Regions from separate parts of the Homo sapiens genome. Here all the other regions are linked to region 1. The links are chromatin loops, found by intact Hi-C in ENCODE. Cell type or tissue: PC-3. All regions are shown on one strand. Each heading gives the region's core, and the rest is flanking DNA. Links, peaks and the distances in the headings are about the cores only.

Region 1 (10,677 bases), core at 1,877-9,876:
CCATTCTTGACTGGACTAGTATAGTAGAAAAAGGAGCAAAATACAGATACAGGGATGCAATATAGAATCGTGATTAAGAGAGTGAGTTCTGGAGCCAGATAGGGCTCCTTCACTTTAAAGCTGTGTGATTTTGGGCACATTATTTAACCTCTCTGTGTCTGTCTTTCCCCCTCTATAAAATGGGACTGATAAAATTCTCCACTCAGATTATGTGGATGGATTAAATGAGTGAATGAATGTATAAAGAACCCTTAGAATAGTATCTGGTATTTAAAGTGTTCAGTGTTAGCTATTATCATTAAGGTCATTTATTTCAATAGGATAGCAAAAGAGGAATTGAAAAACAAATTTAACAGGATATCTAATAAAAAACTTAAACTAAAAGGAAACTTTCGTATCATTTGAAGGAATTCACTCATGCATCATACCAACAGTCAGTGTTGTACATAATTAAGGAGCAACAGAGGTAACAATCATATTATTATTTAATATTATCCTAGACATTTTTGCCAGTTAAACTAAAATTATCAAGACTGCATTATAAGGAAGAGGTGGGAATATTGGTGTAGTTTATATGACTCTACCTGAAACAAAAGGAACTAACGAAAACTGTTAGATTCATTTAATAATGTTCAGTTTAAAGTGTTAAATGTGAAAGATAACTTTTTCACAATAGGAATAACAACAAATAATTAGGTGTAGTCCAGGAGTTTGAGATTGCAGTGAGCCAGCCATGATCTTGCCACTGTACTCCAGCCTGGGGACAGAGTGAGACTGTCTCAAAAGTAATAAAGTTAGGGAGAGATGGGCCTGAATATAAAGAATAGTATAAAGCTTTTCAAGACATAACATTTAAGTAAGTCAGGCCGGTGTAGTGTTTACACCTGTAATCCCAGCACTTGGGGAGGTCAAGGGGGGCTGGATCACCTGAGCTCAGGAGTTCAAGAACAGCCTGATCAACATGGCGAAACCCCATCTTTACCAAAAATACAAAAAATAATTAGCCGGGTGTAGTGAGCACCTGTGGTCCCAGTTACTCAGGAGGCTAAGGCAGGAGGATCACCTGAGCCTGGGAGGCGGAGGTTGCAACGAGCTAAAAATCGTACCACTGTACTCCAGGCTGGGTGACAGTGAGATTCCATCTTAAAAAAAATAGAAATAAGTCAGAACCACTAAATAATTGGTAAATATTTCTCAAATTTTTCCCACAGAGGTTAAATAATTAGTCCAATTTATTTATTTGCCTACTTTAGCTATTAAGTGAGAGAGATGTTATGCACACGTAGGCTATCTGTGCTTTTTTTTTTCCTTTTACGCCTTTTGTCTGTTTTTGTAGAAACGGGGTCTTGCCATGTTGCCTAGGCTGGTTTCAAACTTCTGGCCTTACGAGATCCTCCTGCCTTGGCCTCCCCAAGTGCTAAGATTAAAGGTGTGAGCCACAGGCAGGTGAGCCACTGTGCCCAGCCTAACCATGCTTTTACAGTATGATGCTGCCTCCCATACTTAGAAGCCTGTGGAATTGAGTGTGGAGCCTGTTTTAAGTGTATATTAGTTAGTGTATTATTAATTTGGCTGCCAGTGACAGAAAATGCAAAACAACAGTGGCTTAAACAAGATAGAAGTCTTTTCTCTCCCTCACATTAATGAATAAGGAGTTAAATGGAATAGAACTAGTTTGCAGGTCCAGGATATCTCAGATCTCGTCTGCGTCTGTCTTTTTTTCTGCCATCTTTAGTATACAGGCTTCAAGTTAGATGCTGTAGCTGTAGCCATTAATTTTGCATTTTTGTCAGTAAGAAGGTAGAGGGACAAGGTCAAGCGCAGTGGCTCATGCCTGTAATCCCAGCACTTTGGAAGCCTGAGGTGGGTGCATCACCTAAGGTCAGGAGTTTGAGACCAGCCTGGCCAACATAGTGAAACCCCATCTCTACTAAAAATATAAAAAAATTAGCCAGGTGTCATGGCACACGCCTGTAATCCCAGCTACTCAGGAGACTGAGGCAGGAGAATCACTTGAACCTGGGAGGTGGAGGTTCCAGTGAGCCGATATTGCACCACTGCACTCCAGCTTGGGAGACAGAGCGAGACACTTGGCTCAAAAAATTGAAAAAAGAAGGTAGAGGGATAAGGATAAAGAAGCCTCCTCATTTTGAACTTTGTATCTTTGTTTAACTTGAGAAGTGTAATAGTTTTTCTTTTTTGGAGGCCAGGAGTCTACCTAAAATTTAATGCTTCCAATACAAAGAATGGATGATAAGGGGCAACTAGCAACTAAGCAGTGAGTATCTATATTCAATATTTGTTGCTTTCAGTTATAGCAATGACAAGTTATTTATTTTGAATTTTTTTGGGTCTTTTTAGCCATTGTGAATGGTTCTTTAATATTGTGTGTGTGTGTATTATATATAATATATATAGCATGTGTGCTTATTTGATTTTATTTCATACTTGTGAACATTAGCTACCTTTCTCCAAAGGAATAAAAAGTGTAAAGTTTATTGGTACTAATGCAATCTTTAAACTCTTAAGATTTGGTCAGAGTATTAACATGCATGAATTTCATTTTTATTATTATTTTTTAGATGGAGTTTCATCTTGTTGCCCAGGCTGGAGTGCAATGGTGTGATCTTGGCTCGCTGCAACCTCCGCCTCCTGGGTTCAAGTGATTCTCCTGCCTGAGCCTCCCGAGTAGCTGGGATTACAGGCACCTGCTACCATGCCCAGCTAATTTTTGTATTTTTAGTAGAGATGGGGTTTCACCATGTTGGTCAGGCTGGTCTCGAACTCCTGACCTCAGGTGATCCACCCGCCTCGGCCTCCTAAAGTGCTGGGATTACAGGCGTGAGCCACCATGCCTGGCTGAATTTCATTTGAATTCTTTTGTGTCTGGTTCTGCTGTGTAGTTATTCTACTGTTTCTCTTCGGAAATGAGATGTAATCTTTTTGGTTTATTTTATTAAGGGAAGATTCCAAAAAACTAGCCTCAGCCGAGATTTTTGTCAAGCTTGACTGTGTATCTGTCAGGTTTGTTTATACCGAGGATCACTGAAGCACTCATAAGGGAAATGAAGGTATAAAAACTGCCTTTTTCCTTGCTCCCACTAACAAATGTGAGAAACTGGCCTTACTTTTTTTTTTTTTTTGGAGATGGAGTTTTGCTCTTGTTGCCCAGGCTGGAGTGCAGTGGTGCGATCTCGTCCCCCTGCAACCTCTGACTTCTGGGTTCAAGCGATTCTCCCGCCTCAGCTTCCCGAGTAACTGGGATTACAGGTGTGTGCCAGGATGCCCGGCTAATTTTTGTATTTTTAGTAGAGACGGGTTTTCACCATGCTGGCCGGGCTGGTCACAAACTCCTGAACATCAGGTGATCCACCCACCTCGGCCTCCCAAAGTGCTGGGATTACAGGCGTGAGCCACCATGCCCGGCTGAGAAACTGGCTTTTTTTAAGAGAATGTTTTAGTTATTCACTCTTTCCCGTTATTTTTCACAACTATTATAATTCATTCCTCAGTTAGCAGTGGCTTTATCAGTAATTCAGAATATTTTTTCAAAGACATGTCAAATCTTTCATCACAATAGGCAAATATATAGAAGACCTGATGCATAAATCTTTCAGACTTCACCAATCTCTATGTTGCCCATTCATTTTCTCTGAGAAAGGGGTCCACTAGTGTTTTTTTTTTTAAGAGATAGGGTTTTGCTATGATGCACAGGCTGGTCTAAAACTCTTGGGCTCAAGCAGTGCTTCTGCCTAAGCCTCCTAAGTAGCTAGGACTACAGGCGAATGTGAGTCCACCCAGCTTGGAGTTTGTTAGTTTTTTTTTTTTTTTTTTTTTCTTTTTTAGAGACAAGGTCTTCCCATGTTGCCAAGGCTGGTCTCGAACTCCTGGGCTCAAGAAATCTGCCTGCCATGGCCTCCCAAAGTGCTGGGATTATAGTTGTCAGCCACTGTGCCTGGCCTGAGTCTGCTAGTTTTGACTTGAGTACTGATGAAAACTTTAATGCTACTTTCTCATTCCTCCAGTTTCTGCTTGTTAAAATTCTGTGTACCCTTTAGGGACCATTTGAAATATAATTTCCTCTAAGCAACCTCTCCAGATGCTAGCTGCATTTGCTACTTCCCAGGCTTGGTTTCTGGCTTCTTGTTGTTAAATCATTATTTGTGTGCTTGTCCTAACTCCCTTACCTTTCTTTTCCAATCATATATTAAGACCTCAAGTACAGGAACTTTTGTATGAAAGGTATGGTAGTTTTTTAAAAGTCCTGTGTCTTCTAATGCAATACCTTATAAATGGTATGTACAGAGTACATATTTGTTAAATGGAATTGAACATTTTTGGTTTTTATAAATGAAAAGCTTGTGACATTCAAATGTGTTTTTTCTTTATGACACATAGCCCTTAGTTTCTATATGGAAAATGGAAGTAGGTATGGAAGTGTGAACAAAGGAAATGTGAGCATAGAACTGTAAATAAACATCTATTTCCATAAGAACCATTATACATGCCTTGCCCTAACCTTACAATTTAGATACATTATAGTTTAATAATTGTAAGAGCTGCCTCAAGATAGAGATGACTTAGTTAATTAAATTTATAGATTAAAACTTTATTCTCGCTTTATTTTGATAGCTTATGAACCTACCTGGCAAATGAATCAGAAAAAGTTGTAGTTTTCTTTCCTTAAAACAGTCACACAATACTTTCTAAAAAGTGTGATTGTTTTTATTAAGGTGTAACTATTTGTTTTTTTATTTTTATTTTGTGGAAATAAGGTCTTGCTGTGTTGCTCAGGTTGGTCTCAAAACTCCTGGCCTCAAGCCGCTTTCCTGTCTTGGCCTCCCAAAGTGCTGGATAACAGGTGTGAACCACCATACCTTGCTTTTAAGGTGTTATTTAATATAATAATGTGCACAGATCTTAAAGGTTCAGTTTGGTGAATTTTGACAGTTGTATATATTATGTGAAACCACCATCCCAAATAAGGTACAGAACATTTCTGTCATCTCTATAGTTCCTTGTGCCCCTCCTAGTTACAATACTGTTTACAAATGATTTTTTTTTTTGGCCAGATGCAGTGGCTCACACCTGTAATTCCAACACTTTGGGAGGCCAGGGCGGGTGGATCAGTTGAGGTCATGAGTTCAAGACCAACCTGGCCAACATGGCCAAACCCCATCTCTACTAAAAATACAAAAATTATCCGGGTGTGTTGGCACGCACCTGTAATTCCAGCTACTCGGGAGGCTGAGACATGAGAATCACTTGAACCTGGGAGGTGGAGGTTGTAGTGAGCTGATATCATGCCACCGTACTCCTGCCTGGGCTACAGAATGAGACTCCGTCTTGATTTGAAAAAAACAATTTGATAGCTCTAAAATTGGAAGCAAAATTACCAGAGTACTTACTAGTAGGTACGTTATAAACCACACTGTCCCAACTGTGATTAATTTTTTTGTTTCTTATATGTATTTTACTTCAGTTACTAGTTAGTAGTTGGATTTAGTTTTACTGCTAAAGGCACTATATTAAAAATATTAATTATATTATAATTTCTTTTTGATAAACTTTTTTTTACTTATTTTATTCCATTTTGTTTATCTATAATGGTAATAAAATTGTTCTTTCCAGTAGAATTTGAAGGATTATGATTATTTTTCTTAGAACTAAGTAAAAAAAAAATTCAAGTGGGAAGTATCAGAGAAAACAGGTGAAAAATCATCTTTTGGCTGGATGCTATGGCACATGTCTGTAATCCCAGCACTTTGGGAGGCTGAGGCGGGCAGATCATCTGAGGTCAGGAGTTCGAGACCAGCCTGGCCAACATGGTGAAACTCTGTCTCTACTAAAAATACAAAAATTATCTGGGCGTGGTGGAGCACGCCTGTAATCCCAGCTACTCGGGAAGCTGAGGCAGGAGAATTGCTTGAACCCGGGAGGTGGAGGTTGCAGTGAGCTGAGATCTTGCCATTGCACTCCAGCCTGGGTGACAAGAGTGAGACTCCATCTCAAAGCAAAACAAAACAAAACAAAACATCTTTTAACCATTTCTATTACTTGTTCATGATTCTAATTTTTTTTTTTTAGGGATGAAGGAGGTTCTAACTCATAATTAAATGGAAACTTTAGGATTACTGAGGATTTTCATTATCTTTGCTATCCTGTTTCCCATTACTACAGAAAATAGAAAGTTGGATTTTTATGACTGTAACTAAGGGCTGGATGTAACAGCAGCTTTCTAGTTGTGAGCACCTGTTCTCCATGAACTCTGTCTGACTCCCTGGCTAGCACGTTCTGTGGTGGGGAGTCCAAGTTTGGGCCACCACTGTGTTGCTTTGTCTTCTGGTCTGAGGCATCTCATCCCCTTGGCCTTGATCATTGCCAGCCACCTGTATCAGTCAGTCTCTTTCCCTGATACATGGGGAGAGGCTGAAGAATTCAAAGCGGGAGAAAACTATCTTTTAGTTCCCAGGAGTTGATGTAAGAATAAGGTGATTCATGTAAACACGCAACATAGGACTCATACTAGGCACTCAGAATGGCTGGGTTTTATCATTGTTTTCATCATCAATACCAATATTTGATCAATAACCAATTTAAATTTAATTGAAGTTGACTTCAATTAAAGAAGAAAAGTTTTAAAAAATTGGTATGAGAAAACTTAACTATTTTAACTTCAAAGTAGAATTAATGTCCTTTAAAACAGAGTAATTTAATTACGCCTGCAAGGTTATGTCAGCAGAGGATGCTAGAAGCTGTGTTCCAAAACCCAGTGACTATGTTCCTTAGGGTTTCGAAACTGCTAATGTGTGAAAATGGGCACTAGGGGGCAATAGAAGCTCTTTGGCAAGCATCCAGTTTTTCCCTTTGCCTGTCTATAGTGGAAGGAAAAAAAAGAATCTTTTATAAATAATGTCTTCTACAGACTGGAACAAGTGAGTTTGAGATTGAGATTAGTGTTGGAATAATTACTTTTTTTTCTCTGAAGAAGAATGCAGAAAAATTCTCTCAAATATATTTAAAATTTTATCTTAAGCTTTTTAGATAAGTAACAGAGATTCCTGACTGGGCACCGTGGCTCACACCTGTAATCCCAGCACTTTGGGAGGCTGAGGTGGGCAGATCATGAGGTCAGGAAATGGAGACCATCCTGGCGAATATGGTGAATCCCTGTCTCTACTAAAAATAGAAAAATTACCTGGGCATGGTGGCGTGTGCCTGTGATCCCAGCTACTTGGGAGGCTGAGGCAGGAGAATCATTTTGAACCAGGGAGGCGGAGGTTGCAGTGAGCCGAGATCGCACCACTGCACTCCAGCCTGGCGACAGAGCGAGACTCTGTCTCAAAAAAAAAAAAAAAAAGATTCCTATGTGGGAATTTTAAGGATAGCTTCCTCATACTTTAATATTGAAGTCTATAAAGTTGAATAAGGTTTATTTCTGTGATCATTAGTCTAATCCAAACTTTTGAAAATATATATCAGATCTTGCCGGGCACAGTGGCTCACGTCTGTAATCCCAGCACTTTGGGATGCCAAGGCGGATGGATCACCTGAGATTGGTAGTTCGAGACCAGCCTGACCAACACGGAGAAACCCTGTCTCTACTAAAAATACAAAATTAGCCAGGCGTGGTAGTGCATGCTTGTAATCCCAGCTATTTGGGAGGCTGAGGCAGGAGAATCGCTTGAACTCAGGAGGCGGAGGTTGCGGTGAGCCTTGATTGCGCATTGCACTCCAGCCTGGGCAACAGGAGCAAAACTCTGTCTCAAAAAAAAAAAAAAAAAAAGAAAATATATATCAGATCTTGTCACTTCTCTGCTCCAAACGTCTGGTTTCTTCCTATCACTTCAGGTTCTTTGCCTTGGCCTCTGCAAATCACACTGACTTTATCCCCTTCTACCCCCTGGCTTGCTCACTCCTCTCTAGCCACATTGATCTTTCTGGTTTTCTTTGGAGACCTCTATTCTTATTCCCGCATGGAAACTTTCTATTTACTCTTTCTTCCACATGGAATAATACCCAGAACTTCACATGGCTCCCTTATTTTGCTTGGATCTGTGCTCAAGTGTTACCTTCTCTGTCCATCTTATATAGGTCCCCCCTGCTCCCCATCCCACCTCTTTTCCTATCACTGCTTTATGGTACTTATCATTATCTGACATTTTTGTGTATTGGTTTATTGTCTTTCTTCACATAAGAATGTAAGTTCTATGAGGACAGTCTGTTTTTTTTTTTTTTTTTTTACTGCTGTATCCTCAGTGGCTTGACAGATACCTAGCACATAGTAGGTACTCAAGAAATATTAGTTGAATGAATGGAATGGCCATCCTTGGCTGTGGGCATGGCTACTTTCTTCCTAAACATTTCATTGAATCAAAGTTAGCTTCTGATCTAGTCACAATTATTCTTTTTTTTTTTATTTTTATTGATCATTCTTGGGTGTTTCTCGCAGAGGGGGATTTGGCAGGGTCATAGGACAATAGTGGAGGGAAGGTCAGCAGATAAACAAGTGAACAAAGGTCTCTGGTTTTCCTAGGCAGAGGACCCTGCGGCCTTCCGCAGTGTTTGTGTCCCTGGGTACTTGAGATTAGGGAGTGGTGATGACTTTTAAGGAGCATGCTGCCTTCAAGCATCTGTTTAACAAAGCACATCTTGCACCGCCCTTAATCCATTTAACCCTGAGTGGACACAGCACATGTTTCAGAGAGCACAGGGTTGGGGGTAAGGTCATAGATCAACAGGATCCCAAGGCAGAAGAATTTTTCTTAGTACAGAACAAAATGAAAAGTCTCCCATGTCTACTTCTTTCTACACAGACACAGCAACCATCCGATTTCTCAATCTTTTCCCCACCTTTCCCCTTTTCTATTCCACAAAACCGCCATTGTCATCATGGCCCGTTCTCAATGAGCTGTTGGGTACACCTCCCAGACGGGGTGGTGGCCGGGCAGAGGGGCTCCTCACTTCCCAGTAGGGGCGGCCGGGCAGAGGCACCCCTCACCTCCCGGACGGGGCGGCTGGCCGGGCGGGGGGCTGACCCCCCCACCTCCCTCCCGGACGGGGCGGCTGGCCGGGCCGGGGGCTGATCCCCCCACCTCCCTCCCGGAAGGGGCGGCTGGGGGTGGGGGGGGCCTGACCCCCCCACCTCACCTCCCTCCCGGGTGGGGCGGCTGGCCGGGCAGGGGGCTGACCCCCCACCTCCCTCCCGGACGGGGCGGCTGGCCGGGCGAGGGGCTGACCCCCCCCACCTCCCTCCCGGACGGGGCGGCTGGCCGGGCGGGGGGCTGACCCCCCCACCTCCCTCCCGCCGGGCGGAGGGGCTCCTCACTTCTCAGACGGGGCGGCTGCCAGGTGGAGGGGCTCCTCACTTCTCAGACGGGGCGGCTGCCGGGCGGAGGGTCTCCTCACTTCTCAGACGGGGCGGCCGGGCAGAGACGCTCCTCACCTCCCAGACGGGGTCGCGGCCGGGCAGAGGCGCTCCTCACATCCCAGACGGGGCGGCGGGGCAGAGACGCTCCCCACATCTCAGACGATGGGCCGCCGGGCAGAGACGCTCCTCACTTCCTAGATGGGCTGGCGGCCGGGAAGAGGCGCTTCTCACTTCCTGGATGGGATGGCGGCCTGGCAGAGACGCTCCTCACTTTCCAGACTGGGCAGCCAGGCAGAGGGGCTCCTCACATCCCAGACGATGGGCGGCCAGGCAGAGACGCTCCTCACTTCCCAGACGGGGTGGCGGCCGGGCAGAGGCTGCAATCTTGGCACTTTGGGAGGCCAAGGCAGGCAGCTGGGAGGTGGAGGTTGTAGCGAGCCGAGATCACGCCACTGCACTCCAGCCTGGGCACCACTGAGCACTGAGTGAACGAGACTCCGTCTGCAATCCCGGCACCTCGGGAGGCCGAGGCTGGCGGATCACTCGCTGTTAGGAGCTGGAGACCAGCCTGGGCAACACAGCGAAACCCCGTCTCCACCAAAAAAATACGAAAACCAGTCAGGCGTGGCGGCGCGCCTGCAATTGCAGGCACTGGGTAGACTGAGGCAGGAGAATCAGGCAGGGAGGTTGCAGTGAGCCGAGATGGCAGCAGTACAGTCCAGCTTCGGCTCGGCATCAGAGGGAGATCGTGGAAAGAGAGGGAGAGGGAGATCGTGGGGAGAGGGAGAGGGAGATCGTGGGGAGAGGGAGAGGGAGAGGGCTTGGGAGAGGGCTTCTTTTTTTTTTTTTTTTGAGATAGTTTCCCTGTGTCACCCAGGCTGGAGTGCAATGGGGTGATATCGGCTCACTGCAAGCCCCACCTCCCAGGCTCAAGCGATTTTCGTGCCTCAGCCCCCTGAGTAACTGAGATTACAGGCATGTGCCACCATGCCTGGCTAATTTTTGTAATTTTAGTAGAGTCAGGGTTTTGCCATCTTGGCCAGGCTGGTCTCAAACTCCTCAAGTGATCTGCCAGCCTTGGCCTCCTAAAGTGCTGGGATTACAGGCGTTAGCCACCGTGCCCAGCCACAGTTACTCTTTAGAAGCTGAGAAGCTAATACTCCACTTACACATTTCTAGGCTAGTCCTCCACAATTATGTCAAAAGTGTGCAGTCTTTTTAAAGCTCCCTTTCCAGGTAAGCTTTTGTATCCTCTCAAGGGTTGTTTCTGCCTCTGAGCAGTGGTTTTTATTTTGCTCAACAAATAT
Region 2 (10,677 bases), core at 1,300-9,299, 610 kb after region 1:
GAATTTTCTGGTTCTTGGCCATACCTGTCTGGTGGATGGGGTGGCAAAGAGGGGAGACTTGTGTTACTACTCCATTACTTCTTGGGAGGCAAAAGGAAGAGGAAGCGGCCAAGTGACTCTTCCATCCCCGAGCCAAACAGCTTCCCTGCCTGCCTGTCCAATTCCTCAGGCTTTAAGGGATGGAGGAGGTGGTTAAAATAGTACCTTGAAAATTTAAGGAACTCTTAGGGGATTTGCAAGCACTTCAATCCTTGTGTTCTCTTAGAGATGGGAGTAGAAGAGACCTTCCTGGTGAGTCTCTTAGTGTGGGGCAGGGAGCAGCAGGGACAGACAGTGGAGGTGAGTCTACATTGAGTGAAGCTGGAGTAGTTTCTGGAATCTTGAGCGAGTGTCTAGGAGCCTTGACAGGCAGCAGGCTGGTTGATGTGGCTGTGGGAGACAAGGCTGAGGCCTGATTCCAGCACTCCCTGACGCTGCAGGTGGTGGTTGGATACCTTCCTTAGTCAACTTCTATCCTCACCTCTGATCTGGAAAATAGGGATGACACCATCAAACTACTCAGGATTTCCACCACTAATGACTACCTAGGACTTGCAATAGGAAACGTTGACTGTTTTGACCATTTGTAAGCCTGACTTCCCAGATCTGGGGGCTCGCCCAAATGTCTCCATTTACTAAGCTTTTTGCAGGCCCTTCCAGGCCTTAGGGTCTAAAGCCTGACAATGCTCTGACAAGACTTTCTGCAGGCTTGGCTAGTTCTTGTGGGACTATGAACACACAAAGTGAAGGCCAATTGTATATGTGCAGTTTTGCTCCTTATAGAGAAGCCTGAGTTATTAACTAGGAAAGAAATGGAAGAAATGTCTTAATTTTTTAGAAACTTGGCTTTTTCCCTGGTTGTTTCTTCCCTTTGGGTGTCAGTTGTCTTTTGGCTTTGTCAACCAAAAGAAAAGATTCAATGTGTTAATTTGAAAAAATCTTTAATAAGAAAAAAAGACAATTTTTATACATCGTTATTTGCCTGTGAGTCAGATATTGTCTCTTGGCTGACTGCAATATTTACTGTTTCTACAGCAAATGTCCTGCTGCCTTGTGTGATTTTGTTAGCAACCGACTTCAAATCTATTTGAGCATATTCTTTGCTGCTCTTTAACCATTGTCCTAAGAACCAAGCCCTCTATTTGTCATTTGCATTTTTTTTTTTGAGATGGAGTTTCGCTTTTGTTGCCCAGGCTGGAGTGCAATGGGGCTGTTTCAGCTCACTGCAACCTCCACTTCCTGAGTTCAAGTGATTCTCCTGCCTCAGCCTCCCTAGTAGCTGGGATTACAGGCACGCACCCCTACGTCTGGTTAATTTTTGTATTTTCAGTAGAGACAGGGTTTCAGCATGTTGGCCAGGCTGGCCACAAACTCCTGACCTCAGGTGATCTGCCCGCCTCAGCTTCCCAAAGTGCTGGGATTACAGGCGTGAGCCACGGTGCCTGGCCAGTCATTTGCATTTTGGAGCACATTCTCTGTGAATATGGGCTCCCTTCCTCTTTCGCTCTCAATTTCTGCTGGTCCTGCCTCACTTGACCTGTTGGGCAGAAACCAACCTCATAAAGGAAATCAACAGCAGACATTTAATACAACCTTCTTATGATGCTTGGAGCAGGATTAACATCTCCTGCATAGATGACTGAAGAGTGATTTTGCAAAACTGTGCTTTGTGTAGCTGCTGTTTGAACGCACATGGCTTCCCATGAAGTGAGGGACACATGCACCAAGATGGGCTCCTGCTGCATTTCTGGATGTGTCCTCTCTAATGCTCAGTCTACTCCTAGCAGTGTGACCTTTGCTGCCTCTGCCATTCCACCCCCAGCTCGGTTGGGGGAGCTAGATGAGGGTTCAGAATAAGAAAATGTCTCATTGTGGCATCTTCCTATCTTGTGTCTCTCCAAATAACAGGGTGCTAAAAATGTGGCAGTTCCCAGAAGTCAGAGTGTGGGAATGATGCTAACGGTGGAAATGCTCTGAGATTCCTTGATTTCTCTCATTTTATCCAACCCCTGCCTCCCTACTCCCATCCATCCCCACATCCTGGTATAGCAAGGCTGAATTACAACATGGCAAGACACGTCCTTCTGGGACTGTTTACAAGGCTGCACTACTAGGAGGATATTCAACATAGATCTAACCCAAGTGAGTACTCATTTTAATGAGTAATTTTACAGAGGAGGGAATGGGCTCTTAAGGGGTTAAATGGCTTGTCCAGGGTAGACACTGTCAGTTGTAGGCAGGACTGCGCCCATTTGACTCCCAGGCTTGTGTTCTTTTTTACAAAAAGTGTTCTTTTATCCTACCTCCTAACAAGTTAGGCTCTGTGCAACAGTTACCATGAGGCAAATTCAATTCCACTTGAGGGAAGTCCATTTTGTTTGGGTATCAGCAAAACTCGCAATATTAAGAAAAGCCTAGAAATGTAAGTCTGCATTAATTTAAAATGTTAAGCACTTTGGAAGGCCGAGGCAGGCAGATCACTTGAGGTCAGGAGTTGGAGACCAGCCTGGCCAACATGGAGAAACCCTGTCTCTACTAAAAATTCAAAAATTAGCTGGGTGTGGTGGTGCACACCTGTAATCCCAGCTCTCAGGAGGCTGAGGCAGGAGAATCGCTTGAGCCTGGGAGGCAGAAGTTGCAGTGAGCCTAGATGGTGTCACTGCACTCCAGCCTGGGCGGCAGAGCAAGACTCTGTCCCAAAAATAAATAAATAAATAGTAAATAAAATGTTAAGCAACACTGACACTTCTGAGGAGCTCTGTGGTGCTCTTTGTGTTCATTACCATGTCTGTAAGCCTTGTATTTGAGTGGGATGGTTGTTTCATGCCTGAAGGGTGGTGTAACTTTGTGCGTCTATACTTCTAAAAAGAATGTACTGAGAGTTTAAAGCCTTTCTGGGATAAAGTTGAAGCCTTTATACCCAATGCATTATTTTCTTTCAGATACTATGGCCAATGATGCCCATTCACCCTTTGTTTCTCCCTCCCTCATTCCTTCCTTCCCTCCCTCCCTCTCTTCCTTCCTTCCTTCCTTCTTCCTTCCTTCCCTCCTTCCTTCCTTCCCTCCTTCCTTCCTTCCTTCTTTCCTACCTTTTTTATTTTCCTTCTTCCTTTCTATTCTCCTTCCCCTTCCTTCTCCTCTATCTCTTCTACTTCTTATCTTTCCTTTCTTTGATAAAAGAATGGTTGAGAGTGAATTGTCAAGACAAAGCCATAGAGTATGATTCAATCAATGCTAACCACCCTCAAATAAAACGCTATTTACTAATCTCCTAGATTAAATGAACAAAGAAACAAACAAAAAAACCCAACCTTGGAAAAAGAAGGTATGTAGCAAAGATATAAATAGGCATCTACCTAAGATTATAACATTCTGACTTCTTAAAGGCATTCTTATGAAGAAAACATGAGCTTGGATGACATGATGATGAAGTAGACAAGATTTATATCTACTTTATTCCTACATCCCCTCAATTTTGAGTCCAGATCTGAGACTCCCATGGGTATAAAAATGTGCAGGGGAGTAATCTAGCTTCCCAAAATTCAAAAAACACAATAGCCAATCTAGCATGACATCTTTCCTAACTTTCCTTAAGAGTCTAGACATGGTCTCATAGGAGTGACACCAGTTGTTATAGGCCAGAGGGCAAAACCCCATTTGGATTTTATTGCTAAGATGCCTCAGGACAGAATTTGTTCTGGTCAGGCTGAAATAAGAAAAGGAATTAATATTAAGGAGTTGGAAGTGTGAAACTGAGCTCGCGTCTAAGGAACACAAATACATTCCAGAGAGACTGAAAGATGCTAATTTTCTCATGAAATGTGGCGTGGGACCTATCCCCTTTTCAGCTAGGTTTATCATATAGAAGTAGGTGTGTGGCGGGGGTTGGGGGGGTGTATGTGTTGTCTTTTCTAGAAACCTCTTTCTTGTTTTTTTGAGGTTAATTAAAACCATATTTGATAATATGAAAATAGCTCTAACCATGATGGTTTTCATCAATTCAGGGCCTTTCAAGTATTCTCCTGGCATTCTGAGACTAAAGGTGTCATGATCACCCTAAGCCATTTGGAAATTGTCATGGCAAATTGTGCAGTAAGTACTTCCTTGTGAATTTATGAATCTCATCAGATTTCGGAATGTGCTGATCTCAGAGGTGAGGGCAGGGATCCGAGCCTGACTGCTTCACTGCTCATCCGTGGCTTCCTTTTATCTTCCTTTCCAGTGCAGAGCTCCAAAGAGTTTTTCAAAGCCCATTAGACTGCCCGATGACATTCTTAACAGAAGAAGGAACAGTGTTTGTTTAGTTGAATTAGGGGAAGTCTCCTGTGGCCAGTGAAGTTTTATTGAGCCATTTCTAGAAGAACTAAAAAAATCAAGTGGGCTTCTTTGTTTTGTGCTTTATTGTTTATTTACATTTGCTTGAAAAGGTAATCTGCACAGGTTTGATGTCAGCTGGGAAGTGGGACACCATTCGTAAGACAGACAGGAGGACTCTGGGGGAGAAAATATTTGGATAGACAGACCACTTGGTTGAAATGGAAAGAGGGAGTCAGAGAATTTCATTATGTCAGTAATGGGCTTTAGTGGCACTTTCTGAGTGTATAATGTGTTGGGTAGTGAAGGTTTGCTGGGGGGTCGAAGAAGCAATTGCCAGCAAAAGCAAGATGTGCCAGATGGAAAAAAAAAAAAAACATAGGGAGAAGATTAGTTAGCTTTATCAATAAGGAAAAGTTGGGATAGAACAAAAGCACAATAGCACTGTATCACATAGCCAAAATTATCATAGAGGTATAGATGTGTGTGTGCACATGTGTGTGTGTGGGTGAGTGCATGTATGCATGTGTGCAAATGCGTATTCACTATATATGTGTGTGTGTGTGTGTGTGTTGAACCTAACTTACTGAATACTTGCCATGCACCGGGCACTGTTCTGGAGTGGTTCAAATCTCATGACTCTTTGTCCTCCGAGTGGCACTTTGCTTTAGGTAAACATGTTTGAGCCTCAGGTGCAGGATTTCCCTTGCTTGCCTTCAGGGGAATTTAAAGAAATAATAAAGCAGAAAGTCTACAACTCTACCTGGTATGGGATTTAATGAAACTACTCTCATCGATCTCATTTTATAGAAACACAGAGAAGTTAAGTTTGTCCAAAGTCACATGGTTAGTAAGTGGAATTGGTAGGATTTGCCCCAGAAAGTGCGGGGCCAGAACAGTGCTGCTTTGCTGCCATAGTAGCACTTTCCCTCTCTACAGGCACTCCTTAGTTTTCTCTGTTTGTCAATATGCCAAAAGTGCACGTAAAATGATGTTCGTGGAAGTATAATTTATATAGCACATTATTGGAAAATACCTGAATGTTCCACTAGAGGGAATTGGTTAAATACATTTTGGTATGTTCGTGTGAGAGGGCACTATACAGCTGTTAAAAATAATATTCTCAAAGAATATATGTGACTACTAGGCTTAACTAGGTTATGTTACATGGAAAAAGCAGGCAGCAAATCTGTATGTATAATTTGATGCTAATTTTGTTTTTTAAAACTACTGTGAAGGGAAAAATGGAGACAATCTAACTGTATATGAGAAGAATGAGTAATAAACTGTGGCTTAGTCATTCAATGGAATACTACATCTAGTTCAACTGAATGAAAATAATCTCCATGGATCAACTTGGGTAAGTCTTAAAACATAATGCTGACTGAAAAAAGCAAGGTACAAAAGAATACATATGGCATTGTATCACTTATGCAAAAATCTAAAATGTACAAAAGTAATATACATTTTATGAATCTAATTGCATAGTAAAGGTCAGGTGCAGTGGCTCACACCTGTAGTCCCAGAACTTTGGGGGTCCGAGGTGGGCGGATCACTTGAGGCCAGGAGTTTGAGACCAGCCTGGTCAACATGGCAAAACCCCATCTCTACTAAAAATATTAAAAAATTACCCAGGCAGGGTGGCCCACGGCTGTAAGCCCAGCTACTCAGGTGGCTGAGACAGGAGAATTGCTGGAACCCAGGAGGTGCAGGTTGCAGTGAGCCGAGATTACACCACTGCACTCCAGCCTGGGCAACAGAGTGAGACTCTCTCTCTCTCTCTCTATATATATATATATAGATAGATAGATAGATAGATAGATAGATAGATAGATAGAAACATTTTTGTACTTTTACTGTATATATATATATATGTATATATATATAACAGAATGAGACTGTCTCTGTATATATATATATATAGAAACGTTTTTGTACTTTTACTGTATATATATACAGTACTTTTTGTAATATATATACAGTATATATATTCGTATCTATATACAGTATATATATTCGTATCTATATATATACAGTATATATATTCGTATCTATATATATACAGTATATATATTTGTATCTATATATATACAGTAAAAGTACAAAAACGTTTCTATCTATATATATAGAGTAAAAGTACGGAAACATTCACAGGATCTATACACACCAGCTTTAGGATAGCACTTCTTCATTTCCTTTAGGAATGAGAAAGAATTAGATGAGTTTCAGCTGGATCCATTTTATTTCTAAAGGAGAGAACTGAGCAAATGTGGTAAAATGTTAACATTTGTTAAATCTGAGTGGCGCATCCCTAGGTTTCTTTTATACTGCTTTCTGTATGTTTGGAACATTTTATAATTAAAATTTGTCTGTGTGATATATAATAAGGGTACACACGTGGAAGAGGTTAGCGGGCATCAAAACATAAAGAGCGACTATGTTGGAAAAGTATAGTGCAAACTTATTTTCTTTAAGTTTTTCTGTATTTTTTAAATCTATATAGTAAGTGTGATATAAGAAATAAAAGCAAGACACGTCTTTTTAGGAAGCATCAATGTTGTAGGCAAAGAGTGCTGCAGTGGAATATGGAATCTGCTTCTATGTGACACTGGTTGATTCGCGTAGGCACTTTGTAGCAGTAGATACTTTGCAGCAGTTTCCTCACCTGCACGGTGGTTTTATGGGCCGAATGCTCACTAAACTGACTTATTCTTCCCGGTAACCTGCATACAGACCTCCCAGGCCCTGGCGTGAAGGTGGCACTGTGACTAGCTCTTGCCGATGGAATGGGAGGAGTCAGTTAGAAGTAAGTATGCCTGCTCTGACGTTTCTCTCTGCCTTCTGTCTGCTGTGTGGATGAAGTCTGGGGCATCCTGAAACCCTTTGTTGAGATGGGGGAGCCACAGCAGGGGAGGACCTGGATCCCCACGTATCACCACAGGTGTGACAGAGGCCCAACCAGAAACGTACCCCTTGAATTTTGTGAGAGCAAGAAGTAAACGTTTGGGCTTGTTTGTTATAGCAGGTAGACTACTCTGACCAATACAGGCTCCATCTGTCAGATCCCTTCAAGTTCTGATACTCTATGAATGCCAGAGGCCCTTGGTTTAAAGCTGTCTCTCCATTCATTTATCTCTTGATGAAGTTCACTTGTCTCAGGGACAGACTTATCTAAACCAGAAATTTGGACATGTCCAAAAGAAATAAACTGCTGTAATAACAAGTGAGTTGAAAAGATAAAGGACAGTAGCCAGAAGACCAGGGGAAAATCCAGAACTGAGTAAGTCTGGGCTGTACATGGCTTGAGACTAAGGACAAGAACTTGAACATTTTTTGATCTCTTTATAACCCCCCAGTCTTATATATTGTAATCACTTAATCAATACCTGTTGGATAAATGAATACATGTGTAGGAAGCTGCTATCAGTGATAACCACATACCTTGAAAAGCCACTGCTGCATAATTTCTAGAATTATTAACCTTTTAGTTTTGTGAAGGGGGTAAGAGCACATGATCTGGACTCGGAGGGGTCAGGCAGGCTGGGTGAGAATCCTGGCTCTGCCTCTTCCTTAGCCTTTCCAAGCCTGTTTTCTTAGGCATAAAATAGGGATAAAAATGCTATAAAGCCCATAGTCATTTTGAGGATTAAAGGAGTTAGGTAATGCAGGTGAAGCACAGGCCTGCCCCACAGTTGAGTAACTTGGATTTATGACATAAATTCACGGTGATCCTAAGTTAAATCAAGATAAGACTCTTGCTGGGCGCAGTGGCTCATGCCTGTAAACCCAGCACTTTGGGAGACTGAGACAGAAGGATTGTCTGAAGCCAGGAGTTTGAGACCATCCTGGGCAACATAGCGAGACCCTGTCTGTACAAAAAAAAATGTAAAAATTAATCAGGCATTATGGTGTGTACCTGTAATCCCAGCTACTTGGGAGGCTGAGGTGGGAGAATCACTTGAGCTCAGGAGTTTGAGGCTGCAGTGAGCTATGATTGTGCCACTGCACTCCAGCCAGGGTAACAAAGCAAGACCTCTGTCTCTAAAACAAAACAAAAACAAAAACAAAAACAAAAACAAAAACAAAAACAAAAAATATGACTCTCTACCTCTCCTTACCTAGTTCTCCCATAGGCACTATCTAAGTCAGCACAGGTGTTGGCCTTGACAAGATTAGCATTGCATTGGTAGAATGCTCCAAAATGGCCTCATTAAAGCATCATTACATCATACTTGCTGAAGTAATCAATGATTCTCATGGAACAAGAGCACAGGAGGTGAGAGAGCACTGTTTCCTAATGCAGACGGCCTTCAGGATCACTTCCTGGCTGAATGACCTAGAGAAGGGGACGCGAGTACACCCGTTTCATTTTCTCATCTCTGAAGTCGGGGGAGAACACCTGCCAGCCGTGCCGTTTATTGTGGGGGTGAAACCAGTGTTCCTGAAGCTCATGGCCTGGCACAGAAGGGTGCTCCTGGGTGTCATTTCTCCCTCTTCATGTCACCTCTTTGAAACCCAGCCCTAGTTGAAGCTCAGATGATATTTCTCTAGTTTTTATACAGAACACTGTGGTTTTGGTAAAATTCACATTTTGGGAAGCATTCCCACCACCTCCCCGTCTCCAACCTCCATTTACTTGAAGGGAAATGGAATCTATCTGGTTTTGATTCATTTACACTCCACTTGTTAGCATTGGTTTGTAAGCATCAGCCAACATCCGAGTAACTCTTGGAACCTTGTTCTAAAGGCTGCATTTTCAAGTCTAGGAAGTTTATTTTTCTTTCTTCTTTTTAAAAAAATGCTAAAAGGAAACTGGACTTCAGTACTAGTTTGAGTTTGGGTTTATTTTCTGTGTATGACTGGCTTCCAACAAATTTGGTTAAAAAATACACTTTGCCATTGCAGGTTTTACAATTTCAGCTCAATTGAATTTACTCTTGAAAAAAGTTTTCATATTCTAACCCAAGGGAAAGCTTTTGTGTTCTGTTGCTGTTTTGCTGGATCATGGAATTGTTAACTTTTCAAGATTTTTGGTTTGCCACTCAAATGAAAAAAAAAAAAAATGAAGACCTTTACTGCGTATTTGCATGGTATTGGCTTTCTGTTGACCATTTGCATGGTATTGGCTTTCTGTTGACCTTATCTTTATTTGATTTGGTAGAGGGTTTTGGTAGAAATTGGTAAGAAGTTTCATTCATGAAGACAGACTTGGGAAATTACATGTAATTATCCAAGCCTATACTCAACAAGAGGAAAAACAGAAAGAAGTTGGATGCTTCCCTTGGAGTGGAGGGTTTCTCAGAGGTTTCTACTGAGCAGGACACTCACTCTCTACCGTATCATTTTACCCACCAGGCCTGTATAATAAACACAACCTTAAGACAGTGCAGTCTACTTTCCGTCGTGTAGTAATAGGCTTCATCTGCTATTTCTAGCTAACAATTGTTCATTGTTCATGTTGCCTCAAGGTTTAGAAACCGGAACTTCTCCCTGGTTCCCAGGAAATTGAAAACAAAGAAGGAGGTAATTTCCACGTGTATAGCAGCCACTCCATTTGCTAAAGGTCTCAAGTCGGTTATCTGTGTTTTTTAGATGAGTCTGTAACAGATTTGATTTTTGTGTAAATCTCAGACAGGAGATAAAGTCTTCTCTTGAATTTCCATTTAGGTTGTTTGTTTGAGGCTCAAATGAGCTTTCTGGACAGACTTGGTAAGTATTGTTAAGTTTGACTAAAGTACCCATTTGTGATTTCATAAGGGGATCAGTAAATCTTAATCTTCTAGTCCTCTACCTTGCTACTGTCTAGAGCCAGTGCATAAAATGTCACAGTGATAATTTTTACCTCCATCTTAATTATGAACATTTTAAGCTAAGGGAGCTAAGGGAGACAGACTCATAAGTATCAAATTGGTTTTCTTTGTTCCTATACCCAGATTTTCATATGGTCAAAATACCCATGGAATATATGAGTGGCAGCAGTAAACAATCCTTGAAGTTCTTGCTTGTTTAACTTGACTGTTGGTGATGCCCAATGAGGCCCTGTCTGCTCCAAGCAAATTACATAAAAAAGATGTGAATAAAAACTCATCAAATACTAACAGAGGTGAGATCTGGGAGGAGTGGAATTACATTTATGGTCTGTTTGTTTTCTTTTTCTTACTTTTCTGAATTTTTATACAGTGAGTATATGTGTGTATGTGTGTGTGTATTTTAAGTTTTTGTTTACAAAAGAGATAAGTACATATGTTTGTTTTTTTAAAAAATCAAGCTATAAAGAAGTGTATAGAGTAAAATACATAAGTTTTTTTTATTCATCCTCTAACC
Region 3 (10,677 bases), core at 982-8,981, 310 kb after region 1:
GATGCATTTCCTTGACAGGATAAAATGTGGAGCCGCATTAGCTGCAAAGTTTACAAAGGTTAGCTAAACACACACAATAAATATTAATAAACAAAAAAGGCCCACCCACCTTTGGCTTTAAATTTTGTTTCTTCATTTCGTGTTTTAGAATCCTTGTAGTATTTGATTAATAACTGGTCTTAGGGTAATTGAGCCTTAAGTATCCTCTGCCTAAATCAGATTGCTCACTGGCCTCTCATTTGCTGCTTAGTGACTCATTGCCACAGTGCATGGGGCTCTGGAATGACTGTTTAGTTTAAGGGGTCTTATTTGCCTCTCCCTGTTTCGGCATGAAAGGAGGGTAAATATGCTTCTCTGTAAGAACATATACTAATCAGCTATATGTGTGTGTAAAGGCTCTGGAGGGTACAGGATGTGAACAGGAATAGAGGTGAGGTGTCCTTGGACTCCCTGGAAAGCAATTGGACCTTGGTCTGTTGGCTTGGGCAGTTGCCTCTCTCTAACATTTACACCCTCAGTGAAGAGGGAGAGAGTAACAGTAACCTGCTGCCCCTGGAAACTGCCTGTTTGGCTGGATGTCTTGGAATTTATCAGGCCTACATTGTGGATCTTTTCCAATTCTGCACCCTGCTCACTTGAAAACATATTTGAGAACTAGTAATCTTAGACTGCTGAGCCAGACCTCTAGAGAACCAAGAAAGAGAAATAACTCTAATACTGTGCCCTTAATATTGTCCTGGGCCATTTATGGGTGGCTGAGATTTCTGAAAGCCTTTGACAGCCGCTTTCATTATTCTGTGATTCATGTACATTCTCTCTCTCTAGGACCACATTAGGAGGAATCTAACCCTGCTACATTTGTAGGATACCTGAGTATAATAATGATATGAGGAAATCAAATTATTTCTCATGGAGTAATGATTTTAATTTGAAAATTGTCTCCAGCTCTACCTAGCAAAGCAATCCATTTAGGCATGGGTGAACTGTAGCTTTTAATTCATTCCTTTGGTGAACATTTTTTGAGCACCAGACACTAATCTAGGCACTTGGGATATGTTGCCAAACAAAACTGACTGAGATCTTTGCCCATGAAATATGTGTTCTAGTGGGGAAGGCAGACAATCAGCATCATTAATAAATAAGTTATATATTATATTAAAAGATGATACATGCTATAAAAAAAGAAAAGCAGACTAAGGGGAGTTCTGGGGCACAGTTTTAAATTGGGTGGTTTAGATAGCAATGACATTTAAGCAAAGACTAAAAGAGATGAGTCTTGGCTCAGATGGATTTCTTCTACATAGGGTTTCATAAACATGACTTCATGAAGTTATGTTTGTGACTCTCCTTATGTTTCCATATACCTGGCTGTGGCCATCTGGGAATTTCCAGTGGTCTATCTCAAATTAGTCTCAGTGGTGGAGCACCTAGAAGCTGCACTTTGTAGACCATGAGCTATTGATATACTTAATTACATCTTCCCAACCAGGAGCAATTTTATTAGGAGAAAATGTGACTTTTATATGTATGCATTATAAACTAGGTTTTACAAGCATAGGTACAAAGCAACAACAACCCCCCCCCCAAAAAATACCCAAACTATCAAATTAAATATATCTTATTTTTTCAAGTTTTTCTGTTAATATTTACTCACTATTATATTTGTTTTATCATCTTTTAGAACTTGCTAGCCTGGGTAGCAGGCACCATAGATTTGAGAAAAATTGTGGAAAGCAAGCCTAAAGTTGTGAAAACCTGCCCCTTTAACTTAATTTTCCCCCCAGCTGATGGGGAAAACACAGCCATTCTGATTTGATTTTCTCTGTACAATATCCCATTCCTCTTCAGTGGTACATAGGTTAAGAACCACTCTTCTAGAGTAAGTCTGTTAAATCAGATATGAATTAAATAAAAGTCTTGTAGACTCTTTTCAGCTTTCTCCTTAGTTCCTCTGGAATCTCAGGTAAGGGTTTGCAGCCATTTACCTATTTTTTTTTGGCCTATTTTTTTGCCATTCACATGGGAGTCAGAATTTTTATTTCTTTGTTTTTTTCTTTCTTTCTTTCTTTCTTTTTTTTTTTTTTAAGAGACAGAGTCTCACTCTGTCACCCAGGCTGGAATGCAGTGGCACAATCATAGCTCACTGAAGCCTCAAACTCCTAGGCTCAAGCAATCTTCCTGCCTCAGCCTCCTGAGTAGCTCGGACTACAGGCGCGTGCCACCATGCCCAGCTGGGAATCAATGTTCTATCAAAAAGGATCTGAGAGATTTCAAGATATTCTGTCTTAACAAAAGAGTGGAATGAGTAGAGACAAGGAACCAAAGAAATTCAGCCCAAAGTAGATTTAGGAGACGTAGTCATGATTTTCATTTTACCACTAGAACTATAAAATGCTAATATCTAATCATACCCTTTTCCCCTTTAGTCCCTATATATAGTTTGACAAGTGATAGATTATTAATAAACATTGAATTAATGCTTCCACTCATATCTTGTTCTATCAGAGTGAGTTCTATAGAACCTAGTACATGGGGTTTCTGTTTACTAACATTAGCTTCATCTTTTTTCCCTTTAATTCTGTCCACGCTATCCCTCCCACCTCTGCCCTCTTACCACAGACAAAAATTAAAAACAGGTTATAGTTCTCACTGAGAACTTGTGGTTCTTTTCAGCCCCAGAGCACCACTTATTTTCCTTACCAGTAATGAATTCATAGGATCATAACTTCCAGTGAACCTTCTCTTAAACAGCTTTTCATTTAGGTTAATGTCAAGTCTTTGTATTCTGTATCTCTGTTTTACTTCTGCTGTTGTCCTGCTGTTTTATCTCATAGATAGGGAGACATTATTAAATGCCTACAAATGTGCATTGTTTCTGAAAAAGCTTTATGAGATTTGGATCTTTGTGAACTAAAAACAATAACCACCTGGTCTCAATCTGCTGTCCAGAGGGACATATTGTATGTGTGTAAGAGCATGAAATTCGCTTCAGTGGTAAGTGTAACTGAGTTATGTGGATTTAGCATTCCATGATGCCAGCCTCACGTGGTAATGGACCTGGGAAACCTAATTTTGTGGTTTCAGGGCTGTCCAGAAAGGGAGATAATGTCAGGAAGAGAACATCTTTTTTATTTTTATGGAGTATCACCCAGATAATAAGTGATGGAATGGAATTTTACTTCAGGAACACAACTTTATGGTTTAAAAGAAAATGTCTGAAAGTTAGAGGTAAACCATCAGGATGATATTTGATATAGTAGACTAGCCATCAAAGTACCAGCAGGATTGTTTCCATTTTTATCTGGCCTCTTTAGTCAACCACTGCGCTTTTCCTTTGCAGAGTGTTGTTCGCTGCCTGTGGCATCCAAAGCTGAACCAGATCATGGTTGGAACTGGAAATGGATTGGCTAAAGTCTATTACGACCCCAACAAGAGTCAGAGGTATTTCATAAGTATTGCCTGTTTTAGATGGATGACAACAACTGGGGGGAGGGATTTCCCTCCCACCCCCGCTTTTATTTATTTCCCACTTTGATGGAGATCCACCCATTTAGAAAATGCAGCTGGAACAAAGTAAAGCCTCAAACTCCTGGTATTGTGCTTTAAAAAGGATTTGAATATTGCCCTTGATCCACACTGAATTCAAAGCGAAAGTTTCCTGGGAATTTGCAGTTGTTTAGCTGAAATGTTGAGTGCAAGGGGGAAAAACGTTCTGCCCACTTTGCATACCACCCTGGACAGAGGCATTAGCAGTGATACATGTAAGAGATTTAACAAAGCAGGGAACTAACCACTTACAGGAAATGGAATCAGCTTGTCCATTTTGCTTCTTTCTTTTTTGGCTTCTAGCAGTTTGGATGTTTGGCAAGATTATTCTCTGTCCGCAGAAAGGGACAGCACAGATACGTTTCCCCTCCACCCCCATGCCCACCCAAGTTTCAAACTTAAGCATACCACTGTATTTCAAAAGTCTGAAAACGTAACTAGAGGTTCAGTCATTTCCTCAGTTATTTCCGTTTTGCTTAGGCACAAAGATGGATATGTGTCATCACCCAGAAAAGATGGTTTTGTTTCTCTCTCTTAAAGTACAGTGACTGATAAGCTTTCTTTAGAGTAAGACTTGGTTAACTAGCATTAAAATTCACATGTGAAATTTACTGGGGTCCCATATAAACCTGTTTTAAGGTCCCACATCCTTTGAGGAAAGGAAAGCCAGCCTCTATTAATGAATATTCATTGGCCATAATTTTGCTCTGAATAGAAGCAGACAGCCCCATCTTCCTTCAGAGCTTCCTGGACTAGAGTTGGAATCCTGGCCTTATACAATAAAGTATATTTATGGTATTTGAAAACAAATAGGATTTTATTTGTTTTTTAAAAAAGAAATTAAAAATGCTAATGTACTTAGGATGGGAGTCTGTTTCACTTGAGAAAATGATGAGCCTCATTTGATAGCACCCATTTAGAAGGCACTTTCTGTGGAAGCTTTGCTTTAAGAAATTTACTTATTTGTATTTGCTTCTCTTGAAAAGGATAACTCTGTACTACTAAGGAGAAGTGCAATGTTCTAAGCACATTTTTGGTTAATCCCACACATTCTTGGGCCATAGCCCCTCGGCAACACTGCCAAGCCAACTCAGTTCCAGACACTTGTACTCTTGTATTTGAAAAGTGGACATATGCCATTTGGGGTGTAGACCACCCAGGTTGCTTTAGTCTGAGACATAAACTAAAATTTTAACCCTGTGACCTTTAGAGTGAAAAGGTTGGGTAATTTTATTATTTAAGATCTTAAAATTTCACATTATTCCTATAGGTTTTGTAAACTTGTGTCCTGTTGCCCTGTTACCTCTCCAACCCTCTTGCTTGTTAATAACCACTGACTGACAGACTTGCTTTTCCATAAGTTTAAGCTTTTATCACTGAGAGCCCATCTGTTGCCATCCCTCAGAAAGTCAAGTACTTGTGTAGATGGAGTGCATGCACAGAGTATGTTCCTGAAAGTATCTCATGTTTTCAACATGAAATTTTCTGTTTCTAAGACCAAGTAAAGAAAATAATTTGCTTTTACACCCGTTAGGGGAGCAAAATTATGTGTGGTTAAAACCCAGCGGAAGGCAAAACAAGCTGAGACTCTAACTCAGGACTACATCATCACCCGTAAGTCGTTAACATGCCTCTCAATCATGCATCTCTCTTCTACTCTCATGTGGTTTTGATTGCATAGCTTTAGAGACAGAGAAAGCCCTCAGAATTCAGGCATATATTACAAAATTGCCCATTCATGTGGATAGGACTACGAGTCATGTAACAGCTAACCTCTGTGGCTTCTGTGACTCATCACAGGGACAGGGTTATTTCATGCAGCTTTCAACCCAAAAGGGAAAAGCCTGTTCGAGTCCAATACATTACTTTATAGCAGTTTTTTCAAGAGTAACAGTCTATTCCAAGTGTGAACAAGAAAGAGTGCTGGTCTTGGAATCAGGAGGCCTGGGTTTGTCCAGTTCCACCACTGAGTGGCAATGTGATGTTGAACAACTTAACTTTTAATCAGGGAAGTGTGGCGACCAGAGGAAGGGTCTCTTCCAGCTTTCTCTGAAATTCTATGACCATGTGCTAGACTGATCCACAGGAATTTGTATATAAAATTAACTACCTGGGGTATGAGTAGAAAGCTTACTAGGGCAGAGTGGTTTCTCTCACGTATGTCACACAACCTCATTAATCTGGCAGATGTGTGTTCCCAGAGCCACAATCTCAAACCTGCAACAGGTGACAGCTAGGAAAGAAATAATGGATGCTACAGCGATTATCATTAGTGGATGGCCCTGTGGACTTTATCAGTGACTCAGTCTGGAGCCCAGGGGGCGCTGTACTGCTGGGTTTTCTCACTGGTGGTGGGTCTCATATGAGACCAAGTCCCTTGGAGCTTATGACCAGTAAAGAGATCCCATGACACTTTTTGCAAGAGTAGAAGTGTTAAAGTCAGTGTCATAACTAGTCTAGCTCATGTAATTACATGCGGCCTACTTAAATTCCTCCAGTCGTTTGAAGTGAAAAGCTATTTTCCCCCTCCTAAAAATACTGTTGTGTTGTGTTGCCCAACTGAGTGACGGGTGGCTATGTTTCTCAGCTCCCCTGACTCAAGGCAGGCATGTTTTACTGGTGAGTGATATGGTCTGGCCTCAGTTGGCAGTATAGGTAGAAGGTAGGAGGGGATACTGGAAGAGGTTTTGAGGTGTTATAGACATTTTATTGATATTATAAATTCCCTTTAACCTTTCCCTTCCTTCCCCTGGTCCCCCGGGAAAAGTTTCTTTTAAAGGGGGTTTAATCTGCACGTAAGAGTCAAAAGAAACTGCTAGTACTTTTCTGGGGCAAAAAAAGGGAGTTATTTAATACTTCCCCTAATAACTCTTTCCTTTTCCCCTAGAATATTATACTGTTTTCCTTTTTAAATTCTTATAATCTTTTATATTCTGAAATTTAATTTTGACATTGAGTAAACAGTAACAGCAATTGAACGCATATTACTTTGGTTTTTATTTTCTTATTTTGCTACCATATAGCAGGAGGGATAAGGCCCCATTAAGTCCCCATGCCAAGAGATTTAGGCACCTCTTGCATTCATGGCAACCTTTATCCCAGTTTCAGTGGGATAAGTGTTCCTCCCTTCCGGTTACTCAGTGTTGTCAACTCCTCCTGAGAGGTGGTCACATTTCAGAAACGTGTGAAGTGATTCCAGTGTTTATGAGACATCTGAGGAAACTTCAGGGCTGACAGCAAGCTGTTGGCATTATTCACATTTGGGTCCTGTAAGAAAAAATAAGAGGCAGTCCCAATATGTGTTTCTTTTCAAAACCACGGTAATTAAGTTTTAACTGCTACCCATGGTTTGGGAGATGGGGAGCCTCACCGATGTTTCCATGACAATATTTGACAGTATTTCCTGAGTGCTGTTAGCTGCCAGGAGAGGTGACCAGTGAGTCTGGTCTCAAGCAAAATTGGCTAATTGGTTACAGTAAGACTGTCTTTTATTATCAGATCAAGACTGTCATTATGACTTCCATTTCATCTTTCAGTTAGTCATGCTTTAACTATGTTTTTGGATGGGAAGGTTATTGTTATAATGAAATTTTTCAAATGTGACTTCTTGTAGCTCATGCCTTGCCTATGTTCCGTGAGCCCCGCCAACGGAGTACAAGGAAACAGCTGGAGAAGGACAGACTGGATCCCCTGAAGTCGCATAAACCTGAACCTCCTGTAGCAGGCCCAGGTGACTGTGATCCAGCTAGTGACCTGCAGAGGGGGTTCAGAGGCAGGGTGGGGTAATTGATATAAAATTGGGAAGGTCTTTTGGGCCTGGATGCTTCTTTGTCTTCAGAGAGATTTTACTAGTGTTTTAAAAATGTTTTCTTTTTAGTAACAGAAAAGCTGATGCAGAATCCAGATGTATAAAGCTGATAAAAATTGAGCTTCTATACTGAAATAGGGAGGAAGACTGGGGCCCTTTCTGCTTGGTCTCCAACTAGAGTTTTCCTAGCTGGCCTCAGGGGAACTCGGGGGCTCAGTGGACCTTGGAACCCAGTGTTAAAACCACTGCTCTCAATATTGGCTTAATGTACAACACTGGGCACTTTGACCAGAATCCAGGCTGGATTAGGTTTCACACAAGGCAGAATGTGGCCATCATTTAGATTTGTGTTGATATCACTAGAAGATGAATAAAAGTCTTTAGAGTTTTTGAGAAGTAGGTACCAGAAGAAAGCCAAGCAGCACTGGCTAATAGTATAGCACGTACCTTGACTAGAATTTCATTTTCTGTTATCATCTGTGTAGTTTCTATTTGGTCTGCTCCTTCAGCATAGAAAACATTTTGCATATCTATCTTAATTATTTTTTTCATTTTTTTCTAACACCGTCCTAACTAAAGTTTCCAAAAAAGATTTTTTCTTGGATTATTGTGAACCCTTCTAACTATGCACCTTAGTCTCAAGTCACTCCCTTTCTCCCACCTCACTTCTATTTGTCTTATACACAGCTTTAATCCCTAACTCCATTAGCTTTTCATGTTGCTACAGCCTCCAAACCTTCATAAGCTTCCCACTGTCCAATTGTCTTTCCAGAGATTCAAGGTTCTGTACAGTCCAAATCAAATCTACCCCTGTAGCTTTACACCTTACTTCTTTCCTGCTCTGATCTTTTGAGATTACTGTTGGTTCAATCCTGTCCCCAAATACCCATTGAACTTTCTTCTTTCTGCATTTTTGTACTTAACCCATTCTGCTTATTGAAAATAACCTTCTTTACCTCCTAAGCTTTCACAAATTGGATCCATCTCTTTCATAAAGACCTGTTCAACCACCTGAGCCTGAAGTGCTATCTTCCTCTAAGTGCCATAATAGTTACTGGCCATACAAATTATCTCACAGTTAATTATTTCCTGCCTTATTTAGTTTCTTCTTATCTTGATTTATGAAATTAATCTTTTAGTGTTATTTGGCTTTTCATATGTTTATTTTATCTTCCTAAGAAGTCCTACATCTTTCTGAGTACCAGTCACTATACTAGCTGCTAGAGATCTAGTGGGGAACAAATCCCTGCCCTTAAAGAGGTTCCTATTTCATAGGGAGATTATAGTACAGCAGAGCAACATGAATCAGTATGTTTAGCTTATTTGTTTTCTCTTATAATACTCAGCAAAGTACCTGTAAGGGACTTGGAAGATGCCAAGCCCTAAGATATGTTTATTTAAATAGCATCTAATGAATATTGTTTATTTTTATTAATTGAATTCTAAATGTTGATGCCAGAGGAACTTTTTAAAGCATATAGATGGCAAACTATCTGTAATTTTTTCTATATTGGTATCATTCTGTAAGTTAAGCAACTGAGACATAACAAAAAAATCTCTTCCTATTTAAAAGTGCTATCGGGAAGTTGAGGTTTGGTGATCTCTTTGGTTCTGATTGTCATAAATCTAAGCTGAAAGGATGAAATTTAAGTACTCTTGAGATTTGTGCTCAGATAAGTACAGTGTACACAGATATACCTATGTATCCTCATGCTCATTCAGTTTCTAATTTGGTTTTTTTTCTTTTGCAATAGGTCGTGGTGGCCGAGTTGGAACCCACGGGGGCACTCTCTCTTCCTATATTGTGAAGAACATTGCTTTGGACAAGACCGATGACAGTAATCCTCGGGAAGCCATTTTGCGTCATGCCAAAGCAGCAGAAGACAGCCCATATTGGGTTTCTCCAGCATATTCCAAGTGAGAATATAGCTTTTTAAAACAGGAAAATTGTTATGTTTAATGAATTGGGGAGAACATAACAATGTTGTTTTTGAGTTCTAACTTCTCTATTTCTTATTTCATACTTAGATATGAAAAATAGGCCAGGTACTCATGGTCTTTAAACCTAGGCATTTGTATGTATCATAAGACTCTAAAATCATGAATTTTAAAACTAGGCCCATTCCATCAGAGTTGTAGCATAGTGTAAACCATTATGTGAAGCCCATCCTGCCCATGATTAAAACAAACAACAAACAAATCACTGCTTATGTGCATTATCTTAGTTGACGAGGGTTAAAAGCAAATGAAGCAGTTTGTAGGTCTGTTATTATGAACTCACTTTTATTTATAGAGCTGTATATGTAAGTAACACTGCAGAGTAGATCCTGCCTGCTCGTATTCCCTCAGACAGCTTAGCATGGATGAATAGGGAGTGGTTCCTAAAGCTATCAAACCAGCTACATTTACATTAAAGATAGGTACTATTATAGAATTTTCCGTTTTTATTTTTATTTATTTATTTAGAGTCAGGATCTTGATCTGTTGCCCATGCTGGAGTACAGTGGCATGATCATAGCTCACCGTAACCTCAAACTCCTGGGCTCAAAGGATTCTCCTTCCTCAGCCTCCTGGGTAGCTAGCACGACAAGCATGCACTGCCACACCCAACTAATGTTTTAATTTTTTGTAGAGACAGTGTCTCACTCTGTTGCCCAGGCTGGTCTTGAACTTCTGGTCTCAAGCAGTCCTCCCACCTCAGACTCCCAAAGTGCTCGGATTACAGGCATGAGCCACTCCACCTGGCCAGAATTTTCAGTTTCTAAATTTTTAAACTTTTTAAATTTAATTTTAGATTTTTAGGAAAGTTGCAGAAATAGTACAGAGAGTACATATATACTACTCACCCAACTTCCTCCTAATTTAACACTTTACATAATCTTAGTACAATTAATTATCAAAACTATAAAACTAACATTAGTATAATACTATTAACTAGCCCAGGTGCATTAGCTCATGCTTATAATCCCGACACTTTGGGTGGCCGAGGCAGGCAGGTCACTTGAGATCAGGAGTTCAAGACCAGCCTGGCCAACATGGTGAAAGCCCATCACTACTAAAAACACAAAAATTAGCCAGGTGTGGTGGCATGCACCTGTAATCCCAGCTACTAAGGAGGCTGAGGCAGGAGAATTGCTTGAACCCGGGAGGTGGAGGTTGCAGTGAGCCAGGATCACACCACTGCACTCTAACCTAGGTGACAGAGTAAGACCTTGCCTCCAAAAAAAAAAAAAAACAAAAAAAAAAAACAAACTAAAACTATAGACCTTAGTTAGTTTTTGCCAGTTTTTCACTCATGTTCTTTCTCTGTTCCAGGATCCCAC

The links. Hi-C counts contacts between places; a loop is a spot of excess contacts. Peaks named below come from ENCODE experiments on the same cell type or tissue, not always from the same donor. Only the 100,000 strongest peaks of a DNase experiment are listed, where the experiment ranks them.
Region 2: it touches region 1 in a loop (6-fold over the local background); 3 of 110 quality-filtered maps call a loop at or near these places.
Region 3: it touches region 1 in a loop (3-fold over the local background); 6 of 110 quality-filtered maps call a loop at or near these places.

Annotation. Positions count from the first base shown.
Region 1 is chr5:37,406,378-37,417,054 of GRCh38, forward strand. The region is part of intron 5 of WDR70 (WD repeat domain 70); the gene reads left to right. Among named protein-coding and RNA genes, the nearest start is that of WDR70, 32 kb to the left of the region's middle. In PC-3, for the core only: a CTCF peak has its summit at 6,798 (motif pointing right); a DNase peak (open chromatin) is centred at 6,814.
Region 2 is chr5:38,018,601-38,029,277 of GRCh38, forward strand. It overlaps LINC02107 (long intergenic non-protein coding RNA 2107), which reads left to right and starts at 7,097. Exons shown (of 3, transcript NR_147009.1): 1 at 7,097-7,159; 2 at 10,287-10,456. In PC-3, for the core only: CTCF peaks have their summits at 5,424 (motif pointing right) and 5,623; no DNase peak of the experiment used is centred there; H3K27me3 peaks cover 4,549 bases.
Region 3 is chr5:37,717,775-37,728,451 of GRCh38, forward strand. It overlaps WDR70 (WD repeat domain 70), which reads left to right. Exons shown (of 18, transcript NM_018034.4): 14 at 3,341-3,441; 15 at 5,081-5,160; 16 at 7,160-7,276; 17 at 9,109-9,271. Among named protein-coding and RNA genes, the nearest start is that of GDNF-AS1, 120 kb to the right of the region's middle. RefSeq lists a silencer at 1-107 and an enhancer at 6,258-7,457. In PC-3, for the core only: CTCF peaks have their summits at 5,859, 6,058 and 7,329; DNase peaks (open chromatin) are centred at 5,257 and 6,707; H3K27ac peaks cover 1,060 bases.